Regions from separate parts of the Homo sapiens genome. Here region 1 is linked to region 2. Evidence: chromatin loops called from intact Hi-C (ENCODE). Cell type or tissue: heart left ventricle. All regions are shown on one strand. Each heading gives the region's core, and the rest is flanking DNA. Links, peaks and the distances in the headings are about the cores only.

Region 1 (16,163 bases), core at 3,466-11,465, 210 kb after region 2:
TTTTTCCTATAAAGGTTTCACACATCTTTTGCTGGTCTAGGACCTTAAGACTTGTGATGCTAGTATAAATGGGGTCCTTTAAGAATTACATTTTTTGAAGCTGGGCGTGGTGGCACGTGCCTGTAATCTGAGTTCCTTGGGAGGCTGAGGTGGGAGGATTGCTGGAGACCAGAAGTTTGAGACTGCAGTGAGCTGTGGCCACATCACTGCACTCCAACCTGGGCAACAGAGCAAGACACCATTAAACAAAAACAAAAACAAAAACAAAACAGAAAACAACCCCAAATCCTCAAAAAACAAACAAAAAAAAGGATTACATTTTCTGATTGCTGACTGACTGTATATAGGAATATGCTGAACTTTTTATTTGGTTGTATAGCTAGCCACCTTGATAGATTTTCTTGTTCATCTCTCAGTCATTTACTTTTCTTACATCATTGGCAAGGATCTCCAGTACAATGAACAGACAAGGAGTTAGTGGGATCATTCTCTTGTTTCTGATTTTAAAGGAAGCACTTTGAATATTTCACAATTAAGTATGTCTCTATACGATCTTGGAAGTTAACCTTCATCAGATTAAAGAGGCTTTCTATTTCTAGTTAACAAAAAGGTTTTTGGCCGGCTGTGGTGGCTCACGTCTGTAGTCCCTACACTTTGGGAAGCCGAGATGAGTGGATCACTTGAGCTCAGGAGTTCAAGACTAGCCTGGCCAACATGGTAAAACCTGGTCTCTACAAAAAATAAAAAATTAGCTGGGTCTGGCGGTGCGTGCCTATATGCCCAGCTACTTGGGAGGGTGAGGTGAATCGCTTGAGCCTGGGAGGTCGAGGTTGCAGTGAGCAGATGCCACACACTCCAGCCTGGGGGACAAAAGCGAAACCCTGAATTTTTGTTATTCATAATAAAAATAATGGCCAGGTGCGGTGGCTCACGCCTGTAATCCCAGCACTTTGGGAGGCTGAGGTGGGTGGATCACGAGGTCAGGAGATCGAGACCATCCTGGCTAACATGGTGAAACCCTGTCTCTACTGAAAATACAAAAAATTAGCCGGGTGTGGTCGCGGGAGCCTGTAGTCCCAGCTACTCGGGAGGCTGAGGCAGGAGAATGGCGTGAACCCGGGAGGTGGAGCTTCCAGTGAGCCGAGATCGCGCCACTGCACTCCAGCCTGGGCGACAGAGCGAGACTCCGTCTCAAAAAAAAAAAAAAAAAAAAAAAAAAAAAAAAAAAAAAAAAAGAATGGATGTTGCATTTTTAACAAAGGCTGTTCTGTGACTATTGCGGTGATTCTATGGCTTTCTCCCTTTAATTTGTTAACGTGGTACATTCGGGAGAAGCGAGGCCATGCCGTGAAAAAAAACCCTGGTCTCCATGGCTTCATTTTTCATTCACATCAAGCAAGCCCCGTGTGGGTGAGTGGGGTGTTCCCTGACCAGGCTCCCCCAAGTTGGGGCTCTGCCATCTCAACACCCAGACTCCAGGAGTACCGCGGGTGGGAAAGATTAAGTAGGGAGCTGCACAATAGTCCTTAAACGCCCAGCCCACAGTGACATGTGTCTGCCTCTCAGATCTCAGGCAGGGGGCTGGGAAGTGTAGTCCCCTGTGTGCCCAGGAAGGAGATGCAAACCAGACGTGTGGAGCAGCAGCGTCTAGCATGGGGTCAGTGACATCCATTAACTGATTGAAATTATTCCATCCTTGTATTTTTGAGATAAGCCCAACCTGGTCAGGAAGGACTGATTTTTATGTGATGCTGGTTTGGGGCTGCTAAGATGATTTTATAAGTTTTGTATCAGTATTCATACATCAGACGGACTTGTAATTATCTTGTACTGTCCTTGTTTTGATTCGATGTCAAGGTTATATTCCATTCATAAAACAAGTTTAGTTTTTCCCTTTTTTTTTTTGAGACAGAGTCTCACTCTGTTACCCAGGCTGGAGCCCAGTGGTGCGATCTCAGCTCATTGCAACCTCTGCCTCCCATGTTCCAGCGATTCTCCTGCCTCAGCCTCCTGAGTAGCTGGGATTACAGGCGCCCACCACCCACCACCATACCCGGGTTTTTTTTTTTTTTTAGGAGTCTCGCTCTCGCCCAGGCTGGAGTGGTGGTGTGATCTCGGCTCACTGCAAGCTCCACCTCCCGGGTTCACGCCATTCTCCTGCCTCAGCCTCCTGAGTAGCTGGGACTACAGGCGCCTGCCACCATGCCTAGCTAATTTTTGTATTTTTAGTAGAGACGGGGTTTCATCATGTTGGCCAGGCTGGCCTCGAACTCCTGACCTCATGTGATCCGCCTGCCTCGGCCTCCCAAAGTGCTGGGATTACAGGCATGAGCCACTGCACCCAGCCTGTGTGATTTTTCGATTAAGAGAAGTGAATGAGGTAAAGCAGTCTGCAAAGTGCTTGGTACCCCAAAATATTATTATATCCAAGTATTAACTCATTGAAACTTTGTGAGACCTTAGAAAGCAGAGTCTGTTATTACCCCACTTCCAGCTGGGGAAACTGCCAAGCAGAGAAGAAAACCACTTACCCAGGGTCCTTTTGCTTATCAGCTGCAGAGTCAGGACACAGCCCTTTGCAGCCAAGGACATATTCCCCCAGACTGCTGGCAGCCAATGAGGGACTCAGATGGCCCGAACCACACCTTGACTGCTTCCTAAATAATGCACCCCTAGTGAATGAATGAAAAAAAAGGTTTGAATGAATGCTGGGGCCTGCCTCCCATCCCACAGGGGGAACAATGAGCAGTCAGCCATCATACCCCATTCTCCAGCCTTGCACCACTGGGGGCGGGACCCAGATTGTCGACCTACTGCAAGGTCAGAGCAGGTGGGAGGCTTGGGGCCCTCAGCTCAGACACCTTCGGGGGGACCGCAGTTCTTGGTTGGAGCAGGCATCTGAGCCTCCTGGGTTACTGGCTAAGCATGCACACTCGCAGGTCCTGGGCGGGGACACTGTGGGGGTGGGGTGGAAGCCAAGGTGTTTCCTCCGTGACTATGGCGGCTCCCTTGGTGAATCTCGCGGTCTGCCGGTCACCAAAGACCAGGGTGGGTCGCAGCAGCTGCTGCCCCGCAGCCCTGGTGGGAAGGCTGAGGCCTGAGGTCCATACCTGGCACATCACCTCCTGCTCACTGGGGTTGTTGGGGCCAGACCAGCTTCCTGGCATTGCTGGCAGGGGAGGGAGATGCGAGTGGAGGACTCAGGAGTGGACTGGTCTCTCTCGGGCTTCTGTGTGCTCATTGGTCGAAATGGACAAAAGCAGATAATGAGGAGCCTGAGGCATGAGTGGCTGAGCAATCTGCCCGAGGACACAAGGAACAAAAGAGAGAACCTGGGCTTCCATCACCTACGAGGTTCATGGAGGCTTTGGCGTTGGCGCCTGACACACAGGCAGCCAACAGCTCTGGATGGTTGATGCCTGCCTGATGCAGGGTCCCTTCTATCAGATCTTGTGATCAGCCCAGGAATACTTGGCCCCTTCCCTTTAAAGGGACAGACTTAAGCTGCTGCCTTTGCGGGGCATGAGGGGAGATGCCTCCTCCTCACCAGGCCTGACCTCTGCACGATCAGGTACAGAGAGATGCAGAGATCCTGGGCTTCCCCAGGGGCCGCCGTGGGGCTGAAAGTTGGGGACTGGGAACCAGGGTGAATATGAGGGCTGGCCCTGATCCCCGCCATCCCTGGGTGGCTATGCTGGGGTGCTTGGTCTCAGGTGCTAGGATGGAAACAATGGGGCACAGGTGGGCTGTGGTGTGGGAGGACAAGGAAGACAGGGAGACAAATGGCCTCCCAGAGCCATTGGGCCCCGTGCCTTACTCCGCATGGAGGGGACACAGCACACCTCGGGGCAGAGAAGGGACTGGAATCCCTGGGGCCTCCTCACTCTGTCCCTTGTAAGTGCAGAGGCTCTGCTGTTCTTCACTGGGGCTGGGCCCGAGCCTCTGTGTGCTGCCTCCTGGGCGGCAGAGGACACACCGCAAAAGGCACGCCATAAAGACAGTGCTTCCGGGCCCCGAAGGAGCAATTCTAGAGCCTGTGCCCCCGAATCCCACCCGAGGAATGCCCTTTTCATCAGGACACTGGGGTGAGGGGCTCTTGTGCATGAACCGACCTCTGGAGCACGAGCAATTCTTTGTCCAGTTGAATGCTTCTAGGGCACAAGGCCTAGGAGGGAAAGTTCTGGTGACGTCCATTTCACTCAGCCACGACTACCCCAATGGCAGCAAGTGGGCCTGGGAGTGGAGCTGAATGACCCCAGCCTCCCAGGAGCCCCGCCTGCGACAGGGGTCTCAGAAAAGAGATGGCAAGGCCAGCATGGAGCAGGCTGGGCTGTCACTGTAGTTGCACACATGCAGCTGGGCGCGGACATGGCATTGGGCAGCTTTCATCTGTGTTTATTTTTTTTCATATAAAAGTTACATGTTTGAAATGTCTGCAGGAAGATGCCACCATCAGACAGGTTAGCTGGGGCATATATATTACAATGTAACCCTGTGGAGGTCGTGGGGCCGGAGCGGGAAGATGCTCCCCAGAATCGGGTTCAGGTCAGACATGGTGTGTGCCTGCCCCTCCTTGCCCCCCCACACCCCGACACCTGCAGGTGAGGACTGACCTCTGCAAGGAACGAGTCCTCCGCCTGGCTCACGTCTGTCTGTGAAGACTGATTCCCACAACCCGCCCGGGCCCCCCAAAGGAACAGACGAGCCACGGCCAGGCCGCAGCACTGAGCACAGAGCTCAGCAATAACCAGGGCCAGGCTTAGGGGGCACAGGGGGCTGCCTGCCATCAATAAGTTAGACATACATCGCACCTTGCCGTCCTCACGCAGGGAGCCCCTGGGCACTGCTCATGTGCTGCCTGGGCCCTGCTGCTCAGAACACCAAGGGCTCCCAGTGAGGGCCTGGGGAATTGCCTGGGCACACTGGGGCCAGGCACAGGGTCTGTTCTGAATTCAGGGAAGGTGAAGAGACCCCACCTCTATCCAGCTCAAGCCCAAGAACAAGGCAGACAGAGCTGTGGACAGCACCCGACCACAGACACGGTTCTGCCTGCTGCTGGAGTGAGAGGCCTGGTTTCTGAGGCTGCAGCATGGCACTGGCATTGCCTGTGCTACAGATGGGGACTCCTGCGAGTCTCACAAATACAGGGAGAATTTCAGTTCACACAACCCAAGGGCCCTGTGTGCAGAGCGGCCCTCACACGCGCACAGCAGCATTCAACAGAGCTGGGCAAGGGAAGGGGAGAGAGAGTCAAGGATTGAAATGAAGGGACTTCAAAAAGAAGGAACAAACTAAAAACCCAACCCACACACAATACTGTTAATAAGCCAGCGACTCTACACACACACTCCTTAAATAATAAAGTGACAGGTCCCGGCTGGCCCCGCAAGACCACCGCAAGAGGGGGTCCCGCCACCAGAGGGGGTCCCGCCTGCCACTGCACGGCTTTCCTCCCTCTATCTACAGGACAAACAAAACACGGGAGAGGGGAAAAAGCCCACATTTTCTTCTTGATAAATGCTGTTCAAAAACCCATGAAGGACTCAAAGTGACATGGTGGTTTAAAAAAAAACCTAAATGATCAACAGATGTTGCTTTCTATATTTTTCCTTTGTTCTGTTTGAACTGGGCTAAGTAAGCACAGTTAGACCCTGCTGTTCACTTGACCACGTCCTAAACCCGGGACAAGTGAGCACTCATTCATGCACAGCAGACCCGGAGGCATGGGCTGGGGCAGCACAACTGGGTTCCCGCAGCGCCCTGCCTGCAGGCTCATGCTGGAGGCCACGGAACCAGGCGGCACAGGGCAGATTCTGTTTGTCAAGCGCCCCACAAGCCTTGCCCAGATTGTCAAGCTCAGCAGCGAGAATGGTTTTGACGAGGAGGATGGAAACAGCATCTGCTCTGGAAGCCGCTCTGGCGTGGGGAGAGTGGGGAGAGGGTGCGCTTGCTGCAGCTGCTGCCTTAGGAGGCTCCTCTGTGGCCAGGCTTCTGCCTCCCTGCACCCTGAGGGACCATTCGGGTGCCTCAGGGATGCCCTTCCCTCCCAGGGGCACTGACAGCACTGGCTGAAAGGTCTGAAGAGCCAGAGGAGGAGCCCTGCTGGCTGGCCCAGGATGGGGCAAGGAGGGAGGGAAAGCCAGGGGATGGGGAGGGACATGAGATGGAGTTTAAGGCACACAGCGAGCGATGGAGGAGGGAGGTGCTGGCCTCTCCCCTCTGAATTAACTCCCCCAGGAGCTCAGCTCTGGCCTCAGTTTGGTGAGGTTCAGAAGACTCCCAGCAATAAAAAGTATTTCTTGGATGATCAAGTCCTCCCTTACTCCAGCCTCCTCTTCTCAGCTCCCCAGGTGGTGTGGGAGGGGCCCAGTGGCCTGGGGTGGGGGGTAAGGGGCGACGGGATGACAGAGACTGCTGCTGCTCTCAGGCGGGCAAGGGAGGCCCTGATGGCGCCAGTACCGCGGGGCAGAGCACCAGCTGCGGGGCTGCTAAGGCGTCACCTGCGTACCTTTCCGGGCCTGCTGAAAAGCTCACACCATCCTCCATGCATCAGAAGGGGAAGCGGAAAGTGAAAGGATCCTCCCCCGAGTCTACTCTGCATTCTGCCCACCCAGCTGCTTGCCCCCATTCCAGGGCCCCTGCAGGACAGGCCACCCCAGGAGGCCTCCACTCATTTGAGATTTCAGAAGATTCAGGGACCCTGGAGCTTAGGGAGGGGGAGCACCCACCACTTCCTTGGTCTGCTGATGAGGTCTCTGCTGCTCTCTCCCTGGAGGGGAGTGGGTGGAAGGTCAAGAGGGGAGAGATGGAAGTAAAAGCAGAAAACAAAACCAAACCAGAAAACCACCGGTTTGTAAATTGGCAACAAGACCTGCCTGCTGGCTGCCCTGAGGCCCACGGGTCTGCTCCCACAGAGGAAGGAGGCAGGAAGCGGCTGGCAGGCTCCAGCTCCCGCCCGGCCCCGCTGAGGGCTGGCCAGCCTCATGGCTCCGAGGCCGGGACTCCTGCCATGCGCCTAACAGGTCCAAGGTCCTCTCCGGTCTGGGAGCTGCCCTCTGCGCCCCTCGAGCATTCTCCTGGATCCCGGCGTCTGCTCCTAGGTCTTCTCTTCCCGGTCTGTTTTTCTCCTTGTTATGTTCCTGGGTTTAATTTTCAGAGACAGTTCCCATAGGGCCTCCTCAGCCAGGTGGTCACTGAAGTCATTGAAGAAGTTTATAATGTCGTCGTTCCTCCGCATGTCATAGTGCCTGGTGCAGGGGATGGGGAGCAGTCAGTGAGCACCTGTGTGGGCTGGATGGCCCGATGGCGCCACCCTCCTGGAAGGTGCCGCGGGGACCATCCCCACAGCCTCGCAGCAAACGGATGCTGCAGGGGCTACCGTTGACCAATGTGACAGAGGGGACACCAGTGCTCAGAGACGGTGCCACCAGCACATGGAGCACAAACAGGGCCCTGAGGCTGGGCTGCTCACAGGGAGGGGGCCCCAGGTGATCCCACTGCCCCCAACAACGCATGCCAGGGCCCGCCCTGGGGGAGCTCTGGTGCCTCAGAGTCAGGCAGGCCAGGGTTTGTCAGGCCCTTCTCACAGCAAGGTGGGCACCAGCTTCTGGTGTGTAAAATGGGAGGACGAGCTGTGCTGTCACGGGGTCCAGGCCCAGGGCCAGGCTAGGCCTGGCATGGAGCCTGGTGGGCATGCTCTCAAGTCATCCTGGCAGAAACTGAAGGGCCCGGACTATATCTCAGCAGTGGCAGGTCCCTGGGTCCTCTGTGGCTCCCCCTCCCCTCGGTGTCCCGGGCTGTCTCTCCTTGTGTGTGGCCCGGGGCTCAGCTCTGCCTGGTCCCCCCGGGGCAGTGGCACTCACGCCTGCTGGAAGCAGCGCATGCTGTCGAGGATGTTGAACTGCTGCCACCGCTTGGAGAAGTTCACTTTCCCGTCGATGTAGTCTGGGTTTCCCAGGTGAACGAAGGTCAGGTCCTGCAGGATCAGCCCCCTGGGAGGACGGGTTAGGCAGCCTGTTACTGCTACGGGGTTTGGAAGCAGCAAGGGCTAGAGACATGTGTCAGGCGCTAGGACTCGCAGTGAGCAGCTTCCAAACCCCAGAGCAAACCAAAGAGCCAGTCTGAGGTGTCTGTTTCCCAGAACAAACTCCCGCCTCAGCCTCTGGCCTCTGGCTCCACAAGCACCTGCTGGGGACCTCGGAAGCCAGTATGCTGATGAGGAGCCTGAGGGTGATGCGGCTGCCATGGCTCAACCCATAAGGGCGAAGCTGTGGGCTGCTAAAGTAACATTAACAAATGAGCAGTAAAAAAAAAAAATAACAAAACCCAAACCAGGGGGCAGGGGCAGAGATCTCCTTTTATTAACAGGTGTGGTGGGCTGGGTGCAATGGCTCACACCTGTAATCCCAGTACTATAGGAGGCTAAGGCAGGAGGATTGAGCTCAAGAGTTTGAGAACAGCTAGGCTGGGTGTGGTGGCTCACACCTGTAATCCCAGCATTTTGGGAGGCCAAGGTGGGAGGATCACCTGAGGTCAGGAGTTTGAGATCAACCTGGCCAACATGGTGAAACCCTGTCTCTACTAAAAATACAAAAAGTAGCCGGGCATGGTGGTGCACACCTGTCATCCCAACTCGGGAGGCTGAGGCAGGAGAATCACTTGAACCTGGGAGGCGGAGGTTGCAGTGAGCCAAGATTGCGCCACTGCCTGGGTAACAAGAACGTAACAAGAACTCCAGCCTGGGTAACAAGAACGTAACTCTGTCTCAAAAAAAGAAAAAAAAAAAGAGTTTGAAACCAGCCTGGGCAACATAGCAAGACCTCGTCCCTACAAAAAATACAAAAATTAGCTGGGCATGGTGGCGTGTACCTGTAATCCCAGCTACTAAGGAGACCGATGTGGGAGGATTCCTTGAGCCCAGGAGTTCAAGGCTGCAGTGAGCTATGATTGCACCACTGCACTCCAGCCTGGGTGACAGAGACTCCGTCTTTATTAAACAAAGAAACTGGCTGGGTGTGGTGACTCCTGCCTGTAATCCCAGCACTTTGGGAGGCCAAGGCAGGTGGATCACCTGAGGTCAAGAGTTTGAGACTAGCCTGGCCAACATGGTGAAACTCCGTCTCTACTAAAAAAAATACAAAAAAAAAAAATTAGCCAGGCGTGGTTGCGCATGCCTGTAGTCCCATCGACTACTCAGGAGGCTGAGGTGGGAGAACTGCTTGAACTCAGGAGGCAGAGATTGCAGTGAGCCAAGATCATGCCACTGCATACCAGCCTGGGTGACAGAGTGAGACTCCATCACAAACAAAGAAACAAAGAAACAAACAAGGTGTAGTAACTTAATAGGTGCTTCTGACTGCAGAGGACTTAAGGCCAGATGAGAAAGACAGGGGCAGTTCCTCCACTCAGGGAGAACTCAGCTTGAGGGAGCAGATGTAGAGCCACAGTGGGAAAGACTGTTAGTGCTCAGAGCAGGAAGCCTGGGGATTTGTATCTCTGAGGGTTGAGGCCTCGAGGGCAGCCCTGCAGTAACCCTATAGGATGTGCCATTGAACACTCAGCACTGGGATGCTGCTGCGCTTTTGGTCTCTTGGAGATTCTCAGTGTCTACTAGTATATACTAAAGGCTCTCGTAAGTCCTGCAACAGACACTTGTTTGGTTTTGGTTATTCCGCTACGTCCCTTTTCTATGAAACACATATTTCCTCTCGCCCATGGTCCACGCTCAGGAAGCACTTTCTGAACTTCTTTACACCAAGGCTCTCAAGGTCCCTGGGTGGCCGTGCATCCTCAGGTTGTTCTAATGCGCAGCCACGTGTGAGGACACTGGAATACTGTGTGATGCCATGTGTGGGGAGAGGAGCCATACATCTGTCACAAGCATGGCTGCACATGCTCACGGGCAGGCTACAGAAGGAAATGAGAGTGGGGCTGGGGGCTGGGAAAGGAGAACCCGTATTCTTCACCTGAGCGCTTCTTTTCTGTTTAAACTGTATTATAAGAAGCATTATATATTATATTATATATATGTATTGTATATTATGCATTATAACTGTATTACAAGAACCTTAAGTAAAACCAAGTACAAATGTCTCCGTTAGAAACCCCTAAATTAAGATTTCTCTGCTGGAGCCTGACAGATCTTCCCCAGAGCAATGGAGGCAAACCCAGGCGGGGCTGGGGGCCTGGAGGGGCTGCTACTCACAGGTACGGGATGCACGGCGGTTCCACCTCCGAGAGGGCGGCCCGGTAGGCTCGGAAGGAGGACGAGCTGTCGATCAGTGTGCAGTACTCGGCCAGGCCCTGGCAGGACAGGACAGGACAGGACCGGACAGGGGTGAGCGAGTGCTGGGGCAATGCTGGGGCAGAGCCCTGGTCCTCCTCACTAACTGGAGGGTCAACCACCCTCTGCCCAACTCCACAGGTCCCACTACGCACAAACACCCAGCCAGGTGTGGGTCCTGGCCCTGGCCAGCAGGGATTCTGTCCTTTTCAACGAGTGTCAGCCCAACCCCTGGTCACAGGGGACTTCAGGCCGTTTTGTGGAGAAACACCCCACAGTACTCATTGTGCCTGGGCAGCCAGCGCTTGTGTGTATACGACATCCCGGAAGATGGGCTCCTGCCTGGCCCTGTTCGGCGGTGCAGCCAGAGGAGCTTCCCAGGCACACACTGAGTGGCGTCACTCCTGACTCGGAGCTGCCTTTGCTCTGCCCTGTACTCAGGGAGGACCAACTAAAGATAGCATGTGACCTCGCCCTCCCCAGGGCTGGGTGGCTTCTCTCCTGCAGGGGTGGGGGGCTCCCACCTAGGAGACTCAGCCAGCCCTGCCCCACTCAGAAGGCCCCTCTCCTGCCTCTTCTCCTGTTACGTGCCTCTCCCTGAAGTGCTGCCTCCTGAGGACCCCCCATGCAGAGGCCGTGTGAATTTCCCACCTCTCCCCATACACTAGCTTACAACCATCCCTGAACATGGGCTTGAACAAGAAGACCCTGGGTGGCCTGGCTGACACCCGGGTCTCTGACATGACCCCTGGGTGGCCTGGGTCACACTCGGGTTCCTGACACGACCCCCAGGTGGCCTGGCTGACGCTCGGGTTCCTGACATGACCTCTGGGTGGTCTGGTCACACTCAGGTCCCTGACACAATCCCTGGGTGGCCTGGCTGAACTTGGGTCCCTGACATGACCCCTGGGTGGCCTGGCTGACACTCAAAAGCCATGGGTTTTGCCCCCATTTGCAATATTATTTCCCTACACAGGATAAAGGTCCAACTCCTCACCAGGCTCCTGAGGCTCTCATGACCTAGAACTGGTCCCCTTCTCCCGGGATGTGGTCCCCTGGCCTCCTCCTGTCCCTGGAGGTGCTGACCCCCACCTGCTCCTGGCTGTGCACTCCTTTGTCCCCTTTGATTCTCTTCCCTTCCCAGGAAACTCCTCCTCCTCTGCAGATGGTGGCATGAGTGACACTTCCTCTGGGCTGGCCCACCTGCCCACCCTTCTTCTTTTAGTGCTTATCTAGCAGAAACTCACCCAACATCATGTTGGGCTGTTCACAGTGCGTCCCCAGCACCTACCGCAGTGCCCGGCCCGAAGCAGACCCTTCAGAAGAACGGGCTGAGGGCGGGCGGGGGAGGCGGGAACCCAGGGATGGGCCTGCTGGGTGGCAGCAGAACACCGGGATGTGACCACCCCAGAACCAACCTCGAAGCTCCCGGGGGCCTGAAGATTGGGGATCAGAGACAGGAAGGCGGGAGGGCAGCTGTTCTGGTCACACAGCATGTCGGTGGCAGAGCAGGGGCCTAGGCCCAGCATTTGCTCCAGTGGGAGCACTTTCTGCCACAGCTAGTCGCCTGAGGGCTGGGCGGCCCCCCTTACCAGCCACCCTCCCGCCCACGCCCCAAGGCCACTCACCTCTGAAGTCTGCTTCTGCCACTCCAGCCTGCGGATGGGCGCCGAGTCCAGGGCAGAGAGGATGGCCAAGTAGGAGTTGAAGTTATTCAGCTTCCGCAAGTGCTGCCGAGAGAGGGGCGGTGCCGTGAGGCAGGAGGGCAGGCGGGTCCCGGGCTCCCAGAGCAGGGACTGATGATGGGGGCCTGGGAAGGACTTGGCCACCATTACCTTCATGATCTTGATGAACTTCAAGAGCAGCCGTTCCCTGTCCTGGGCCTTTTCCTGTAACATGATTATGGACCGGACCCTGCATGGACCAAGGGAAAAAGAAACAGCTGAGTTGACAAGTCCCTGCAGGTCCCAGGGGTCCTGGTGGAGACAGGACCTGTACGACCCCCATGCCAGTGGCCACGAGCCCACCCCTACTGAATACCTGCAGCCTGCCCCAGGCATAGATCTAGTTTCTGCTCTCCAGGAGCTCATAACATCCTGGGACAGAGGCACAAGGAAATCTGGTGACAATAAATCTGGTGACCATAAGGAAATCTGGTGAAGGCCCAAAGGGGGCTTCGAATCTGCAGGTGGAGCATGGGAGGATGAAAGCAGAGCCTTTCCTGACAAGCATGGGCCCCAAGTACCAGGGGGCTGGGCAAGTTCCTTGTGTGATGCAGGACTGGCTCGGGGAGACCCGCTAGCACGTGAGGTAAGAGGTCACCTTGGGCAGCCACGAGGGAAGGAAACTCTCAGAACCTTAGTAGCAACCAAAGCCGAGACCAAAGCCAAAGGCCAGTCTCATCTGTGTGATAAATGCAGCAGGGATGTCACCCTGGCCTCAATTTCCTGTGGTTCACAGGGGCCACTACCAGGGTCACTTGGAGGTGGTGCCGCACTTTGCACTGCTGGTTCTTCTTTTTTATTTAAGAGACAGGGTCTTGATCTGTCACCCAGTGCTGTGAGTATATCTCACTGTAGTCTTGAACTCCTGTTCTCAACTGATCCTTCTGCCCCAGCTTCCCGAGTAGCTGGGACTATAGGTGTGCACCACTGCTCTTGGCTAATTTTAATTTTTTGTAGGGGGGGGGCGTCTCTCTATGTTGTCCAGGCTGGTCTCGAACTCCTGCGCTCAAGTGACCCTCCTGCCTCGGCCTCCCAAAGTCCTGGGATTATAGATGTGAGCCACTGCACTCGCACCTCTGTGCAGCCAGGCCCTGTGGAGTGTGCCCCTGAGCTTCTTGCACCCAGCCAGAGGCTGGTGTCAGAAGCCAGGCTTGGGGCCTTGTGTGCAGCTTCCGTCTGCTTTAGAAACCACATCCTGTTGGGCAAAACCCTACGCTGGACTGCCATAGCTAAACATGCTTTTCCCCAGGATGGAGTGCTTCTGTGGGGAGGAAGATAGGCAAACGGGAGATGATCTCGGGGCCTTTAAAACACATCAGACATTCTCCTGGAGGCAACAGTGGGTGGGTGGGGGTGGCACAGCTGCTGAGCTCTAGGGGGTCCTGCCTGATGCTGAGCTGCTATGGGGGCTTTGTCGCCTCTTGAAGAGACAAGAGCTCTGGTTTATAAACACATTACTGGGATTCATTTTGCTTTAAGAATTAAAGACTAGGCTGGGAGCGGTGGCTCATGCCTGTAATCCCAGCACTTTGGGAGGCTGAGGTGGGTGGATCACGAGGCCAGGAGGTTGAGACCACCCTGGCTAACACGGTGAAACCCTGTCTCTACTAAAAATACAAAAAATTAGCTGGGTGTGGTGGCGAGCACCTGTAGTCCCAGCTACTCTGGAGGCTGAGGCAGGAGAATGGCGTGAACCCGGGAGGTGGAGCTTGAGGGGAGCCAGAGCTTGCAGTGAGCCGAGATTGCGCCACTGCACTCCAGCCTGGGCGGCAGAGCCAGACTCCGTCTCAAACACACACACACGCACGCACACACACACACACACACCTGCAGAGCAAGACTCTGTCTCAAACACACACACACACACACACACACACACCTGCAGAGCCAGACTCCGTCTCAAACACACACACACACACACACCTGCAGAGCAAGACTCCGTCTCAAACACACACACACACACACACCCACCTGCAGAGCGAGACTCCGTCTCAAACACACACACACACACACCTGCAGAGCGAGACTCCGTCTCAAACACACACACACACACACACCTGCAGAGCGAGACTCCGTCTCAAACACACACACACACACCTGCAGAGCGAGACTCCGTCAAACACACACACACACACACACCTGCAGAGCGAGACTCCGTCTCAAACACACACACACACACCTGCAGAGCGAGACTCCGTCTCAAACACACACACACACACACACCTGCAGAGACTCCGTCTCAAACACACACACACACACACACCCCTGCAGAGTGAGACTCCGTCTCAAACACACACACACACCTGCAGAGCGAGACTCCGTCTCACACACACACCTGCAGAGCGAGACTCCGTCTCACACACACACCTGCAGAGCGAGACTCCGTCAAACACACACACACACACACACACCTGCAGAGCGAGACTCCGTCTCAAACACACACACACACACACACACACCTGCAGAGCGAGACTCCGTCTCAAACACACACACACACCTGCAGAGCGAGACTCCGTCTCAAACACACACACACACACCTGCAGAGCGAGACTCCGTCTCAAACACACACACACACACACACCTGCAGAGTGAGACTCCGTCTCAAACACACACACACACACACACACACACACCCCTGCAGAGCGAGACTCCGTCTCAAACACACACACACACACACCTGCAGAGCGAGACTCCGTCTTACACACACACCTGCAGAGCGAGACTCCGTCTCAAACACACACACACACACACACCTGCAGAGCGAGACTCCGTCTCAAACACACACACACACCTGCAGAGCGAGACTCCGTCTCAAACACACACACACACACACACACCTGCAGAGCGAGACTCCATCTCAAACACACACACACACCTGCAGAGCGAGACTCCGTCTCAAACACACACACACACACACACACGAATTAAAGACTAAATGCAAACATTAACGTTATAGAGCCCACTCCTTTGCTAACTGTTCTGTCAGGCAGAGTCAGTGTGAGCATCAGCTTGAGATTGCCTGGCAGTGACCAGGGCAGGAGGGCAAACTCACGCCCTTCCCAACACCACCTATGGCAGACATCGCTCCTCGACCCTGGCACTCTTCCCTGCTGAGCCTCCTCGACCAGGTGGCCACTTCCAGCAAGCCCCATCCTGTCCCTGCCCCTGTCCTCAGCCTGTCAGTGCTCATGGGAACCCCCAGGAGCTTAGCGGAATGAAAGAGGCAGCTCCTTCTCCTACCATTCAAGCTCCCTGCAAAGGAAAACGCAGAGCCCACCCAGACGTGCCACCATCCAGAGCAACAGGGCTTGGCGCTGGGCCTCTCTTACCAGTAGGACATGTTGTTGAAGTGCTCCGTGAACTGGGTCAAGTTGGGGCTCTTCTCCTCATTCTGCTCTTTTGCCCAAAGCAAAACCTCAGGAATCTACAAAAGGAAAGAAGGCAGATGGAGGTGGAGCCCCGGCTTTCCCCTGATGGGGGTTTCTCTCATTCAGGGACAAACAGTGTGGCTCCCCCTGGCAGGAGCAGCCTGTACCTCTATTTTATAGAAGAGCTCAGCATCCAGCAGCGTTAGCTGCTCCGCTATCTCATGGCTGTGAAAGTCGTGCAAGGTCCCCGGCCTGGAAGACAGAGGTGTGAGAAGAGCCGTCAGGGGTGGGGAGGCCGGTGGGGAGGGCTGAGCAGGCCCGGGCTGCGGGCGTCAGAGCAGGAGAGCCTCTCTGCCCAGCAGGAGCGTGGAGGCTACAGGGCGGGGAAGCCCCAAAAGGCTCCCTGGGGCCCTAATGGCCTCCTGCCTCTCTCCGGGACGACACTGTCTGCCTTTCTCTCCTGCTTCTGCTGGGTATGTCCAGCAGCTTCTGGAATCAGAAGCCTGAGTTTCCCTCGTGAGCTCATGGACAGTTGAGATGCCAAGAAGGCTCGCTCACGGCTGGAGCCCACTTCCAGGTGGCCAGCAAGAACAGAGATGGTGCCAAAGAAACGAAGGCTATGCGCTCACTGGAAGGAGCCCACTACTCAACAGACATGTATAGGTGCAAATGACACTCACCGTCGGTGTCGAGGGGACGGGCCACAGACTGGCATCAACCACTGCCATGTTCGTGCTGGGACAACCCAGAACTGACCACAGCCCAGGGTGTGTGCACTCCTGCCCTGTC
Region 2 (13,426 bases), core at 4,253-12,252:
CTTGAACCCGGGAGGCGGAGGTTGCAGTGAGCCGAGATCGTGCCATTGCACTCCAGCCTGGGCAACAGAGACTCTGTCTCAAGAAAGAAAAAAAAAGAGAGCAGAAAGTTTAATAGGTGAAAGAAGAAAGAGAAAAGCTCCCCCGTGCAGAGGGAGGGGGTTCCGTTCATGGCAGGATGTGGTTGGTTTTACAGAGGGGCTTGAAGAGGTGGTGTCTGATTTACATAGGGCCCAGAGGATTCATTGGACAAAGTGTGTCATTTACCTGGAGCTTGAAGAGGCTGACCGTCCCACCCTAATCATTTATCATGCAGATGGAGTCTCTACCTGGCCGGTGCCATGACACCTGCACACGTGGCAACAAAGAAAAGGGAAGAGAAAGACTCCATGTTGACTCTACCTGGCTCCCAGGTATCCCTTCTCTATCGGCACGGCTGCCGACTTCGCCTGTGCAAGTTTCCAGCTTGCTTACCTATGCTTGCAGCTTGATTTTTCAGGCCGCTTTTTGTTAGAAAAGAAATTAGTTGGGGGCTGCTTTATTATTAAAATAAAAACCTTACTTTCTGTACTCTCACTAACTGCCTAAATAATTTCTTTTTAACTCCTATATCAGCGGGAGGATTGCTTGAGCCCAGGGGTTGGAGACCACCCTCGGCAACACAGGGAGACTCCGTCTCTACAAAACATTAAAAAATTGCCAGGCGCAGTGGCTCATGCCTGTAATCCCAGCACTTTGGGAGGCCGAGGCGGGTGGATCACGAGGTGACGAGATGGAGATCATCCTGGCCAATATAGTGAAACTTCATCTCTACTAAAAATACAAAAATTAGCCGGGCATGGTGGTAGGCACCTGTAGTCCCACCTACTCGGGAGGCTGAGGCAGGAGAATGGCGTGAACCCGGGAGGCAGAGCTTGCAGTGAGCCAAGATCGTGCCACTGCACTCCAGCCTGGGCGACAGAGCCGAGACTCCGTCTCAAAAAAAAATAAAAAATAAATAAAGTTAGCCAGGCATGGTGGCGCATACCTATAGTCTAAGCTACTTGAGAGGCTGAGGTGGGAGGATCACTTGAAACTGGGAGGTCGAGGCTGCAGTGAGCCATGATCACACCACTGCACTCCAGCCTGGGCAACAGAGTGAGACCCTGTTTCAAAAAACAAAATGGGCCAGGCACAGTGGCTCACGCCTGTAATAGCAGCACTTTGGGAGGCTGAGGTGGGTGGATCACCTGAGGTCAGGAGTTCCAGACCAGCCTGGCCAACATGGTGAAACCCCATCTCTACTAAAAATACAAAAATTATGGCAGGGTGCAGTGGCTCACACCTGTAATCCCAGCACTTTGGGAGGCCGAGGCGGGCGGATCACCTGAGGTCGGGAGTTCAAGACCAGCCTGACCAACATGGAGATACCCCGTCTCTACTAAAAATACAAAATTAGCGAGGTGTGGTGGCTCATGCCTGTAATCCCAGCTACTCCGGAGGGTAAGGCAGAAAAATTGCTTGAACCCGGGAGGTGGAGGTTGCGGAGAGCCAAGATCATGCCATTGCACTCCACCCTAGGCAACAAGAGTGAAACTCCGTCTCAAAAAAAAAAAAAAAAAAAAAAAAATTAGCTAGGCATGGTGGCCTGCCCCTGCAATCCCAGCTGCTTGAGAAGCTGAGGCAGGAGAATCGCTTGAATCCAGAGGCGGAGGTTGTGGTGAGCCGAGATTGCATCATGGCACTCCAGCCTGGGCAACAAGAGTGAAACTCCATCTCAAAAACAAAAAGAAAACCCACATATACACCTTGATTTAATACTTCCCAAGAGCTATTCGTTTGGCCCTATGTCTGTGACAGCTGGAAAGAATGCTTTATAAAAGAAAGAAGAGGCTGGGCGTGGTGGCTCATGCCTGTAATCCCAGCACTTTGGGAGGCCAAGGCGGGTAGATCACGAGGTCAGGAGTTCAAGACCAGCCTGGCCAAGATAGTGAAACCTTGTCTCTACTAAAAATACAAAAATTAGCTGGGCGCAGTGGCGGGTGCCTGTAATCTCAGCTACTCGGGAGGCTGAAGCAGGAGAATCGCTTGAACCCAGGAGGCAGAGGTTGCAGTGAGCCAAGATTGCACCACTGCACTCCAACTGCAGCGACAGAGCAAGGCTCCGTCCCAAAAAAAAAAAAAAAAAAAGAGAGAAAAGAAAGAAGAGCGGCCAGGCACGGTGTCTCACACCTGTAATCTCAGCACTTTGGGAGGCTGAGGCGGGTGGATCACCTGAGGTCAGGAGTTCAAGACCAGCCTGACCAACATGGCAAAACCCTGTCTCTACTAAAAATACAAAATTAGCCGGGTGTGGTAGTGCATGCCTGTAATCCCAGCTACTCGGGAGGCTGAGGCAGGAGAATCCCTTGAACCCGTGAGGCAGAGTTTGTGGTGAGCCAAGATCGTGCCATTGCACTCCAGCCTGGGCAACAAAAGTGAAACTCTGTCTCAAAAAAAAAAAAAAAACGAAAAGAAAAGTAAGAAGAGCATCCTGGCCAGGCGCGGTGGCTCACGCCTGTAATCCTAGCACTTTGGGATGCCAAGGAGGGTGGATCACATGAGATCAAGAGTTTGGGACCAGCCTGGCTAACATGGTGAAACCCCATCTCTACTAAAAATACAGAAATTAGCCAGGTGTGGTAGCGGGCGTCTGTAATCCCAGCTACTTCGGAGGCTGAGGCATGAGAATCGCTTGAACCTGGGAGGCAGAGGCTGCAGTGAGCCGAGACAGCGCCATTGCACTCCAGCCTGGTGACAAGAGCAAAACTCCATCTCAAAAAAAAAAAAGCTTTAGAGCAGGAATGAAAGGAAGTAAAGTACACTTGGAAAAGGGCCAAGCGGGTGACTTGAGAGATCAAGTAAGCAGTTTGGCCTTTTGACTTGGGGTTTTATATGTTGGCATGCTTCCGGGGTCTTGTGTCCCTTCTCCCCTCATTCTTCCCTTGGGGTGGGCTGTCCGCATGCGCAGTGGCTGCCAGCACTTGGGAGGTGAGCATGCACAGTGTGTTTCCTGGAGCTGTGCACGTGTTCACTTGAGGCATTCTTCCCTTAACAGTCAAATGCCCCTAGAAGTTCATATACCAGTTAAGCCCTACCATTTTGCCTCTTAATGCACATGCTCGAGCCTACTTGTCCAGCTCCTGAGATCTTATCAGGAAGCTGCTGATCCCCAGTTTCAGGTGTTCCTGTTTATTAGGAGACTGCTTTCTCTGCTGCCTGGTGCTGAGTCACAGTGTCTGGCACCCACATTATTTTTTGAACAATTATTATGTTAGAGAGACAGTTAACAACCGCTTAACCATTACATGATGGTGGCGGACATTCCTGGTTGGGGGGGCCCTCTCCTGCTGTGCTCATGCCTGACTAGCTACCTACTGTAACAAGACCCCGTCCCTAAAAAATTGAAAAGAAAAATAAATTTAAAAACTAGGCCAGGCATGGTGGCTCATGCCTGTAATCCCAGCACCTTGGGAGGCTGAGGTGGGAGAATTGCTTGAGCCCAAGAGTTTGAGACCAGCCTGGGCGACATGGCAAAGCCCCATCTCTACAAAAAATACAAAAATTGGGCTGGGCACGGTGGCCCACGCCTGTAATCCCAGCACTTTGGGATGCCGAGGTGGGTGGATCACTTTAGGTCAGGAGTTCAAGACCAGCCTGGCCAACACGGCGAAACCTCGTCTCTACTAAAAATAAAAAAATTAGCCGGGTGTGGTGGTGGGCATCTGTAATCCCAGCTACTTGGGAGGATGAGGCAGGAGAATAGCTTTAACCCGGGAGGCGGAGGTTGCAGTGAGCCGAGATTGCACCACTGCACTCTAGCCTGGGTGACAGCGAGACTCGTCTCAAATAAATAAATAAATAAATAAGAAGTATGGTCTTTCTGCCATAAGCAGAGACAGGCTAAAAACATTCATAACATCCGTCTGACCCTGAATACTTTGTTCAAATTCAGCCTTGCTTTCTGCTGGCTTTCCAATGATACATGTGATTGATGAAGAAATATATTTTAGTTCCTTGCCAGATTTTATTTTTATTTCTGTTACAGTTTTTACTGCAGAATTTTTTTTTTTTTTTTTGAGACGGAGTCTCACTCTGTCGCCCAGGCTGGAGTGCAGTGGCGCGATCTCAGCTCACTGCAAGCTCTGCCTCCCAGATTCATGCCATTCTCCTGCCTCAACCTCCCGAGTAGCTGGGACTACAGGCGCCCGCCACCACGCCTGGCTAATTTTTTGTATTTTTGGTAGAGACGGGGTTTCACCGTGTTACCCAGGATGGTCTTGATTTCCTGACCTCGTGATCCGCCCGCCTCGGCCTCCTAAAGTGCTGGGATTACAGGCTTGAGCCACCGCATCCGGCCAGAAATTTTTATCTGACAGGAAGAACAAATGATTCCCAACGGTATGCAAGTTTCTGCTTTTGCTATTAAGAAACCTCAAAAAAGAAGCCAGGCGCAGTGGCTCACACCTGTAATCCCAGCACTTTTGGAGGCCGAGGCGGGAGAATTACTGGAGCTCAGGAGTTTGAGACCAACCTGGGCAACATGGCAAAACCCCATCTTTACAAAAAATACAAAAAAATTAGCCAGGCTTGGTGGCACACGCTGGTAAGTTTCAGTTACTTGGGTGGCTGACCCTGTCTCAAAAAAAGCTGACCCTGTCTCAAAAAAGGCTTTGAATCATTTATCATTAAGTTTGAAGAAACTCTGGGGGAAGCACTGGATTAAGTATGACACAACTTTAAAAATCACTGGAGAAATTGTAGAGGTTCACCTGGACATTTGATTTTCACATGCTCCGGTTCTTGGGATGGAGTCATATTATGTAACCCAGTATCTCAAGGCCCATCTATGCCCAGAGTGAGGTTCTTCATTCAAATAAATGGGTGTAAATCCACATTTCAAATAATCTTCTGGATTAATTGAAGTCCTGGGCCTTGAAAAAGGGTCAGTTTGACATTTTTTTTTCTTGTCTCATTCTGTCAACCAGGCTGAGTGCAGTGGCAAGATCTCGGCTTACTGCAACCAACACATCCCCGGCTCAGGTGATGCTCCCTCTTCAGCCTCCGAAGTAGCTGGGACTATAGGCATGTGTCACCATGCCTGGCTAATTTTTGTACTTGTTTTTTTGTAGAGATGGGGTTTCATCTTGTTGCCAAGGCTGGTTTCGAACTCTTGGGTTCAAGTGATCCTCCTCCCTTGACCTTCCAAGGTGCTGAGATTATAGGCACCAGCCATGGCTCCTGGCCTAATACTATCCTCATTCATTCACTTCTTTTTTCAAGATGGCTTTATTATTCTTCTACAGCTTTACTGAGGTATAATTAATGTGCAATAAACTGCACATATATGAAGTGTAAAATCTGATGTGTTTTTGTGTTGTGACCTATGTCTACACATGTGAAATGATTACCACAACCAAGATGATATTTCCTTCACCCTCATTGGGTTCTTCCTGCTTCTTTTTTTTTTTTTTTTTTTTGAAGCAGAGTCTCGCCCTGTTGCCCAGACTGCAGTGCAGTGGCGAGATCTCGGCTCTCACTGCAACCTCTGCCTCCCTGGTTCAAGCGATTCTCCTGCCTCAGCCTCCCTAGTAGCTGAGATTACAGGTGCCTGCCACCACACCCAGCTAATTTTCGTATTTTTAGTAGAGATGGGGTTTCACCATGTTGGCCAGGCTGGTCTCAAACTTCTGACCTCAGGTGATCCACCCGCCTCCGCCTCCCAAAGTGTTGGGATTACAGGAGTGAGCCACCATGCCCGGCCTCTTCCTGCTCTTTTGTAATCTATCTTTTACTCCTCCTACCCCCAACCCCCAACCCTAGAAAATCACTGATCTGTCACCTTTGGTTTGTATTTTCTAGCATTTTCTATAAATCAAATCATGCAATGTGTATTCTTTTTTTTTTTTTTTTTTTTTGAGACGGAGTCTTGCTCTGTTACCCAGGCTGGAGTGCAGTGGCGCGATCTCAGCTCACTGCAAGCTCAGTCTCCCGGGTTCACGCCATTCTCCTGCCTTAGCCTCCCCAGCAGCCGGGACTACAGGCGCCCGTCACCATGCCCGGCTAATTTTTTTGTATTTTTAGTAGAGACGGGGTTTCACCGTGTTAGCCAGGATGGTCTCGATCTGACCTCGTGATCCGCCTGCCTCAGCCTCCCAAAGTGCTGGGATTACAGACGTGAGCCACCGCGCCCGGCCACCATGTGTATTCTTTATCTGACTTTTCTTTTTCGAGACAGGGTCTCTTTGTTGCCCAGACTGGAGTGCAGTGGCACAATTATAGCTCACTGTAACCTTGAACTGGGCTCAAGTGATCTTCCTTCCTCAGCTCCCTAAGTAGCAGCTTGAACTACAGGCGTGTGCCGCAGCCAATTTTTTTTTTTTTTTTTTTTTTTTTTTTGAGACGGAGTTTCGCTCTTGTTGCCCAGGCTAGAGTGCAATGGCACAATCTCAGCTCATCACAACCTCCACCTCCCAGGTTCAAGCGATTCTCCTGCCTCACCCTCCCTAGTAGCTGGGATTAGAGGCATGAGCCACCATGCCCGGCTAATTTGGTATTTTTATTAGAGACAGGGTTTCTCCATGTTGGTCAGGCTGGTCTCGAACTCCTGACCTCAGGTGATCCACCCTCCTTGGCCTCCCAAAGTGCTAGGATTACTGGCGAGCCACCGTGCCAGGCCATTTTTTTTTTTTTTTTTTTTTTTTTTTTTGGAGAGATGAGGTCTCATTATATTACTCAGGCTTGTCTCAGGCAATCTTTCCATCACAGCCTCCCAAAGCACTGGGATTATGGGCACCACGACTGTCCCTTTTGTCTGGTTTAAAAAAAAAAGTTTATATTACATAAATAAATATTTTAAATTTTTTCTAGAGACAAAGTTTTGCTCTGTTGCCCAGGCAGATCTCAAACTCCTAGGCTCAAGCAATCCTCTTGCCTTGGCCTCCTTAAGTGCTGGGATTACAGGAGAGAGCCATGGCACCCAGCCTGTCTGGCGTTTTGTTTTTGTTTTTTTGTTTTTTGAGATGGAGTCTTGCTCTGTTCCCCAGGCTGGAGTGCAGTGGCACAATCTCGGCTCACTGAAACCTCCACCTCCTGGGTTCAAGCAATTCTCCTGTCTCAGCCTCCCAAGTAGCTGGGACTATAGGCAGGCAACAACACCCCTAGTCAATTTTTTTGTATTTTATTTTTGAGATGGTTGGAGAAAGGTATGGTTTGTCCAGAGCAGAGTTACTACTTGAATCAGTCTCCCCCAAAATGTTGAGGCTAGGCTTTTTCAAGGATAGTTTGGCAGGCAGGGGCTAGGGAACAGGTGCTGGTAATTGGTCGGGAATGTGATCATGGGGGTGTGCAAAATGCTCCTTGAGCACTGAGTCTTCCTGTGAGTTGGGCCACAGGACCAGTGGGCATTAGTTTTTTTGTTTTGTTTTGTTTTGTTTTTTGAGATGGAGTTTCACTCTTGTAGCCCAGGCTGCAGTGCAATGCTTGTAGCCCAGGCTGGAGTGCAATGGCACAATCTCGGCTCACCACAACCTCCACCTCCTAGGTTCAAGCGATTCTCCTGCCTCAGCCTCCCGAGTAGCTGGGATTACAGGCATGTGCCACCATGCCCAACTAATTTTTGTATTTTTAGTAGAGGCAGGGGTTTCTCCATGTTAGTCACGCTGGTCTCGAACTCCCAACCTCAGGTGATCCGCCCATCTCAGCCTCCCAAAGTGCTGGGATTAGAAGGGTGAGCCACCGCGCCTGACCAGGCATTAGTTTTACAAAGGCAGTTTAGTTTGGGAAAGTACTACTATCATCCTTGCTTTAAGGTTAAACTATAAACTAGATTCTCCCCAAAGTTAGCCTGGCCTAAGCCCAGGAATGACCAAGGAGAGCTTGGGGGTTAGAAGCAAGATGGAGTCAACTATGTCAGCTTTCTGGTTTTTTTTTTTTTTTTTTTTTTTTTTTTTTTGAGACAGATTCTCGCTCTGTCACTCAGACTGGAGTGCAGTGATGCAATCTCAGCTCACTGCAACCTCCGCCTCCTGGGTTCAAGCAATTCTCATGCCTCAGCCTCCAGAGTAGCTGAGATTACAGGTGTACACCACCACACTTGACTAATTTTTGTATTTTTAGTTGAGATGGGGTTTCACCATGTTGGCCAGGCTAGTCTCAACCTCAGGTGATCTGCCCATCTTGGCCTCCCAAAGTGCTGGGATTACAGGCGTGAGCCACCGCGCCTGGTCTAGATGTCTTTCACTGTCATAATTTTGCAAAGGTTTCAGGGCTGAGATGAGAAAGAGTGGGAACAGGGCTTGGCTTCAGCTCACTCCCACTGGAGCATTCTTCCATGCATTCCCAGTGATCACAAACCCCACTCCACTGCCTCATTGATGCCATAATGTTTAACCACGCCTTTTACTTAAGGAATGCCAAGAACTGGCTTTAGGAAATCCAAATATGAAACCAAGGTTGTGGCGTGTTCCACCCTGGGAAGGAATGCTGAGCAACTGATTTATAGCCTTGCTACCAGCCAGACCACCAGGTGGCCCCTTAGTCAAGACAACCATAGCAACCGGCCATGCTAACCTGCATACCCTACCCCTCAGTGTTTTGCCCAGTCCAGTCTGCACACCACCCTACCCCTGACGTTAATTCCCACACTTTGCCTAATAAAAAAGCCCTACTGACTCTTTTTAGAGAGGCAGTCAGGGAATTCTCCTCTCTGTCTCTTTCTGCCTCCCGTGCTACCTTCATATGTCCAGGCATAAGCTCCAACTAAGTCTTTCCTGGGAAAACTCCAGGCTTCATGACGATTTCTATTGCATTGAGAGCCCAAGAATCTATGGTCAACAACAGGGAGCAGTGGCTCACACTTTTACCCAGCACTTTGGGAGCTTGAAGTGGAAGGATTATTTGAGCCCAGGAGTTCAAGACCAGCTTGGGCAATACAGTGAGACCCCATCTCTACAAAACATAAAAACAAATTAGCTGGCCATGGTAGCATACGCCTATGGTCCCAGCTGCTTGGGAGGGTAAGGAGAAAGGATTGCTTGAGCCAGGAGTTCAAGGCTGCAGTGAGCTATGATCCTGCCACTGCACTCCAGCCTAGGTGACAGAGTGAGACACTGACTCAAAAAAAAAAAAAAAAATTTTTTTTAAAGGAATCACCAGCTTGTGCTGTGAAGAATACTACCAGGTAGTTAGGGAAGTACACCCGGAACCTGCTTATCTGCTTGTTAATCTCTCAGCAACACAGACTTTCAAATCATATTCTTAACTGGAAATAAATGGGAAAAAAGATCTCTGGGGCAAGAAATTATTATCACAAAGACCTCATGCTAAATTATAATACTTACAAAAAAACAATTCATATTTTGATTTTTAGCCCAAAGGATTTGATCAGCCACATTTTGGGGGTGAGGGTGGAGAGAGCTGGTTGGAGAAAGGTACTGTTTGAGACAGACCATGGCCACAGGGAGTTTTGGCTGGGAGCCTGATAATAAAGTAACAGCAATCCAAAGAACAAAACAGAATTTTCCTAAAGCACAGGATGACAATGTTACACAGACTGTTTCCACCCCTGCTGCCCCAAATTCATATGTTGAAATCCTAGCCCCTGCCGGGCGTGGTGGCTCACACCTGTAATCCCAGCACTTTGGGAGGCCGAGGTGGGCGGATCACCTGAGGTCAGGAGTTCAAGACCAGCCTGGCCAACATGGTGAAAACCTGTCTCTACTAAAAATACAAAAACTAGCCGAGCAGCACAGTGGCGGATGCCTGTAATCCCAGCTACTCGGGAGGCTGAAGCAGGAGAATTGCTTGAACCCAGGAGACGGAGGTTGCAGTGAGTTAAGATCGCACCATTGCACTCAAGCCTGGGCGAGCGAGACTCCGTCTCAAAAAAAAAGAATAAAAAAAAAAAAAAAGAAATCCTAGCCCCCCAAGGTGATGGTATAAAGAGATGGGGCTGGGCTGGGCCAGATGACTCAGGTCTGTAATCCCAGCACTTTCGGAGGCTGAGGCAGGAGGATAACTTGAGCTCAGGAGTTCAAGAACAGCCTGGGCAACATAACGAGACCCTGTCTCTACTAAGAATTTAAAAAAAAAGAATTGTCGGGCAAGGTGGCTCACACCTGTAATCCCAACACTTTGGGAGGCTGAGGTGGGCAGATCATGAGGTCAAGAGATTGAGACCATCCTGGCCAACATGGTGAAACCCCGTGTCTCCTAAAAATACAAAAATTATCCGGGTGTAGTGGCATGCACCTGTAATCCCAGCTACTTGGGAGGCTGAGGCAGGAGAATTGCATGAAGCGGGAGGCAGAGGTTGCAGTGAGCTGATATCATGCCATTGCACTCCAGCCCGGTGACAGAGCGAGACTCCGTCTCAAAAATGAATAAATAAATAAATAAAGAGAGCAATGGGGCTTTTGGGAGATGATTAAGTCACGAGAGGTGGATACCATGTAAGGACACAGCCAAAGGACAGCTGTCTCTGAGCCAGGAAGCAGGCCCTCACCAGACAATGAATCTACCAGCACCTTGCTCGTGGAACTTCCCAGCCTCCAGAACTGTGAGAAATACATTTCTGTTGTTTGTAAGCCACTCATTTTATGACATTTTGTTATAGCGGTCCAGACATGCTAAGACAGGTTATAAATACTAACAATAGTGCTAAGCTATTAAGAAAAGGTTGGGCCAGGCGTGGTGGCTCACGCCTGTAATCCCAGCACTTTGGGAGGCCCAGGCGGGCGGATCATGAGGTCAGGAGATTGAGACCATCCTGGCTAACATGGTGAAACCCCATCTCTACTAAAAATACAAAAAATTAGCCGGGTGCGGTGGCAGGCGCCAGTAGTCCCAGCTACTCAGAGACTGAGGCAGGAGAATGGCGTGAACCCAGGAGCGGAGCTTGCAGTGAGCCAAGATAGTGCCACTGCACTCCGGCCTAGGTGAAAGAGCGAGACTCTGTCTCAAAAAAAAAGAAAAGTTTAACTATGTCCAAGATCCTCTATTTAACAGGACAAAGATAGTTTGTTTTTTTTTTTTTTTAGACGGAGTTCCGCTCTTTTTGCCCAGGCTGGAATACAATGGCACGATCTCCACTCACTACAAGCTCTTCCTCCCGGGTTCAAGCAATTCTCCAGCCTCAGCCTCCTGAGTAGCTGGGATTACAAGTGCCCGCCACCACGTCCAGCTAATTTTTGTATTTTTAGTCAAGATGGGGTTTCACCATGTTGGCCAGGCTGGTCTCGAACTCCTGACCTCAGGTGATCCTCCCGCCTCAGCCTCCCAAAGTGCTGGGATTACAGGCATGAGCCACTGCACCTGGCCAATGGATCCATTTCAAAAATCTCTTAATAAATTTTACAAAAACTCACCATGGTGTAAATGTGCCATCATTCTTTGCCTGGCCAAGTTCCTGTGTGTCACCTTGGTGAGGTGCTGCAGCACAACAGAAAGCAGAAGGTCTGTGATAAGCTGCATAGGGGTTCACATCCTGGCTCAGTCAGTTACTCGCTGGGAAAATTACTTCTCTAGTCCTCAGTTTCCTCATTTATTATTATTATTATTATTATTTTGAGATGGAGTCTCGCTCTGTCACTCAGGCTGGAGTGCAATGGTGTGATGATCTTGGCTCACTGCAACCTCCACTTCCCAGGTTCAATAGATTCTCCTGCCTCAGCCTCCCAAGTCACAGGGATTACAGGCACGTGCCACCACGCCCAGCTAATTTTTTGTATTTTTAGTAGAGACGGGGTTTTACCGTGTTAGCCAGGATGGTCTCGATCTCCTGACCTTGTGATCCGCCCACCTCAGCTTCCCAAAGTGCTGGGATTACAGGTGTGAGCCACTGCACCTGGCCAGTTTCCTCATTTCTTAAGTGGGGCAATAAGGCCGGGCACAGTGGCTCATGCCTGTAATCCTAACACTTTGGGAGGCCGAGGCAGATGGATCACTTGAGGTCAGGAGTTCAAGACCAGCCTTGCCAACATGGTGAAACCTTGCCTCTACTAAAAATGCAAAAATTAGCCAGGCATGGTGGCAGACGCCTGTAATCCCTGCTATTCAGGAGGCTGAGGCAAGAGAATCACTGGAACCTGGGCGGCGGAGGTTGCAGTGAGCCGAGATCGCACCACTGCACTCCAGCCTGGGCAACAGTGAGACCCTGTCTCAAAAAAATAAATAAATAAATAAAAATAAAATAAAGTGGGGTAATAATAGTACCTGCTGCAGAGGGTTGTCGTAAGGATTTAATGAATTGATGCATGTAAAGCACCTGCACAGGGCTAGGACGTGAAGTCAGAGTGCACTGGCTGTTTGTGTAGTATGAGTTACTATTCATGTTTCAGCATGCATGCCCCTTACTGGTTCTGAAGAACACAATGGTCTTTGGTTACCAAGATACAAGTAAACAATTGAAGATTACTTTTGGGTGTTCCTACACTGATGAACAATCCTGTGTGTTTTTATCTCCCTAGATAATTTTAATGATCTGGAATGCTCTTAATGACCTAATTTGGGGCTGGGCATTCATACCTATAATCCCAGCACTTTGGGAGGCTGAGGTGGGAGGATTGCTTGAGCTTAGGAGTTTGAGACCAGCCTAGGCAACATAGTGAGATCCCAGTCTCTACAAAATATGCTTTTTTTTCCTTTTTTTTTTTTTGAGACAGAGTCTCTCTCTGTCGCCTAGGCTGGACTGCAGTGGCGCGATCTCGGCTCACTGCAAGCTCCGCCTCCTGGGTTCACGCCCTTCTCCTGCCTCAGCCTCCTGAGTAGCTGGGACTACAGGCACCTGCCACCATGCCCAGCTAATTTTTTCTATTTTTAGTAGAGACGGGGTTTCACCGTGTTAGCCAGGATGGTCTCAATCTCCTGACCTCGTGATCCGCCTGCCTCGGCCTCCCAAAGTGCTGGGATTACAGGCCTGAGCCACCGTGCCCGGCCTACAAATTTTTTTTTTTTTAATTAGCCTGGCATTGCAGTGTATGCCTGTAGTCCCTGCTACTCAGGAGGCTGAGATGGAAGGATCTCTTGAGCCTGGGAGGTTGAGGCTGCAGTGAGCTGTTAATTGTACCACTGCACTCCGGCCTGGGAGAGAGTGAGGCTATGTCTCAAAAAAAAAAAAATCTGACTTGGGAGTATTTTCTTTCTTTCTTTTTTTTGAGACAAGAAATCTCGCTCTGTCACCTAGGCTGGAGTGCACTGACGCGATCTCGGCTCACCGCAACCTCCGCCTCCCAGGTTCAAGCGATTCTCCTGCCTCAGCCTTCTGAGTAGCTGGGATTACAGGTACATGCCACCACGCCTGGCTAATTTTTGTATTTTTAGTAGAGACGAGGTTTCACCATGTTGGTCAGGCTGGTCTCGAACTCCTGACCTAGTGATTCGCCCGCCTTGGCCTCCCAAAGTGCTAGGATT

The links. Hi-C counts contacts between places; a loop is a spot of excess contacts. Peaks named below come from ENCODE experiments on the same cell type or tissue, not always from the same donor. Only the 100,000 strongest peaks of a DNase experiment are listed, where the experiment ranks them.
Region 1: a loop joins it to region 2, with 2.4 times the contacts of the local background. A loop is called at or near these places in 2 of 110 quality-filtered maps.

The regions. Positions count from the first base shown.
Region 1 is chr9:131,572,401-131,588,563 of GRCh38, forward strand. It overlaps RAPGEF1 (Rap guanine nucleotide exchange factor 1), which reads right to left. Exons shown (of 27, transcript NM_001377935.1): 21 at 15,542-15,626; 22 at 15,336-15,430; 23 at 12,118-12,196; 24 at 11,911-12,012; 25 at 10,205-10,302; 26 at 7,863-7,991; 27 at 4,375-7,247. The coding sequence ends at 7,097. Among named protein-coding and RNA genes, the nearest start is that of PRRT1B, 35 kb to the left of the region's middle. RefSeq lists enhancers at 6,539-6,588, 6,619-6,748, 6,949-7,028. In heart left ventricle, for the core only: no CTCF peak of the experiment used is centred there; a DNase peak (open chromatin) is centred at 7,708.
Region 2 is chr9:131,358,450-131,371,875 of GRCh38, forward strand. LOC105376299 (a long non-coding RNA gene) reads left to right here. Exons shown (of 4, transcript XR_001746959.3): 4 at 315-574. Among named protein-coding and RNA genes, the nearest start is that of PRRC2B, 29 kb to the right of the region's middle. RefSeq lists an enhancer at 720-1,336. In heart left ventricle, for the core only: a CTCF peak has its summit at 8,546 (motif pointing right); no DNase peak of the experiment used is centred there.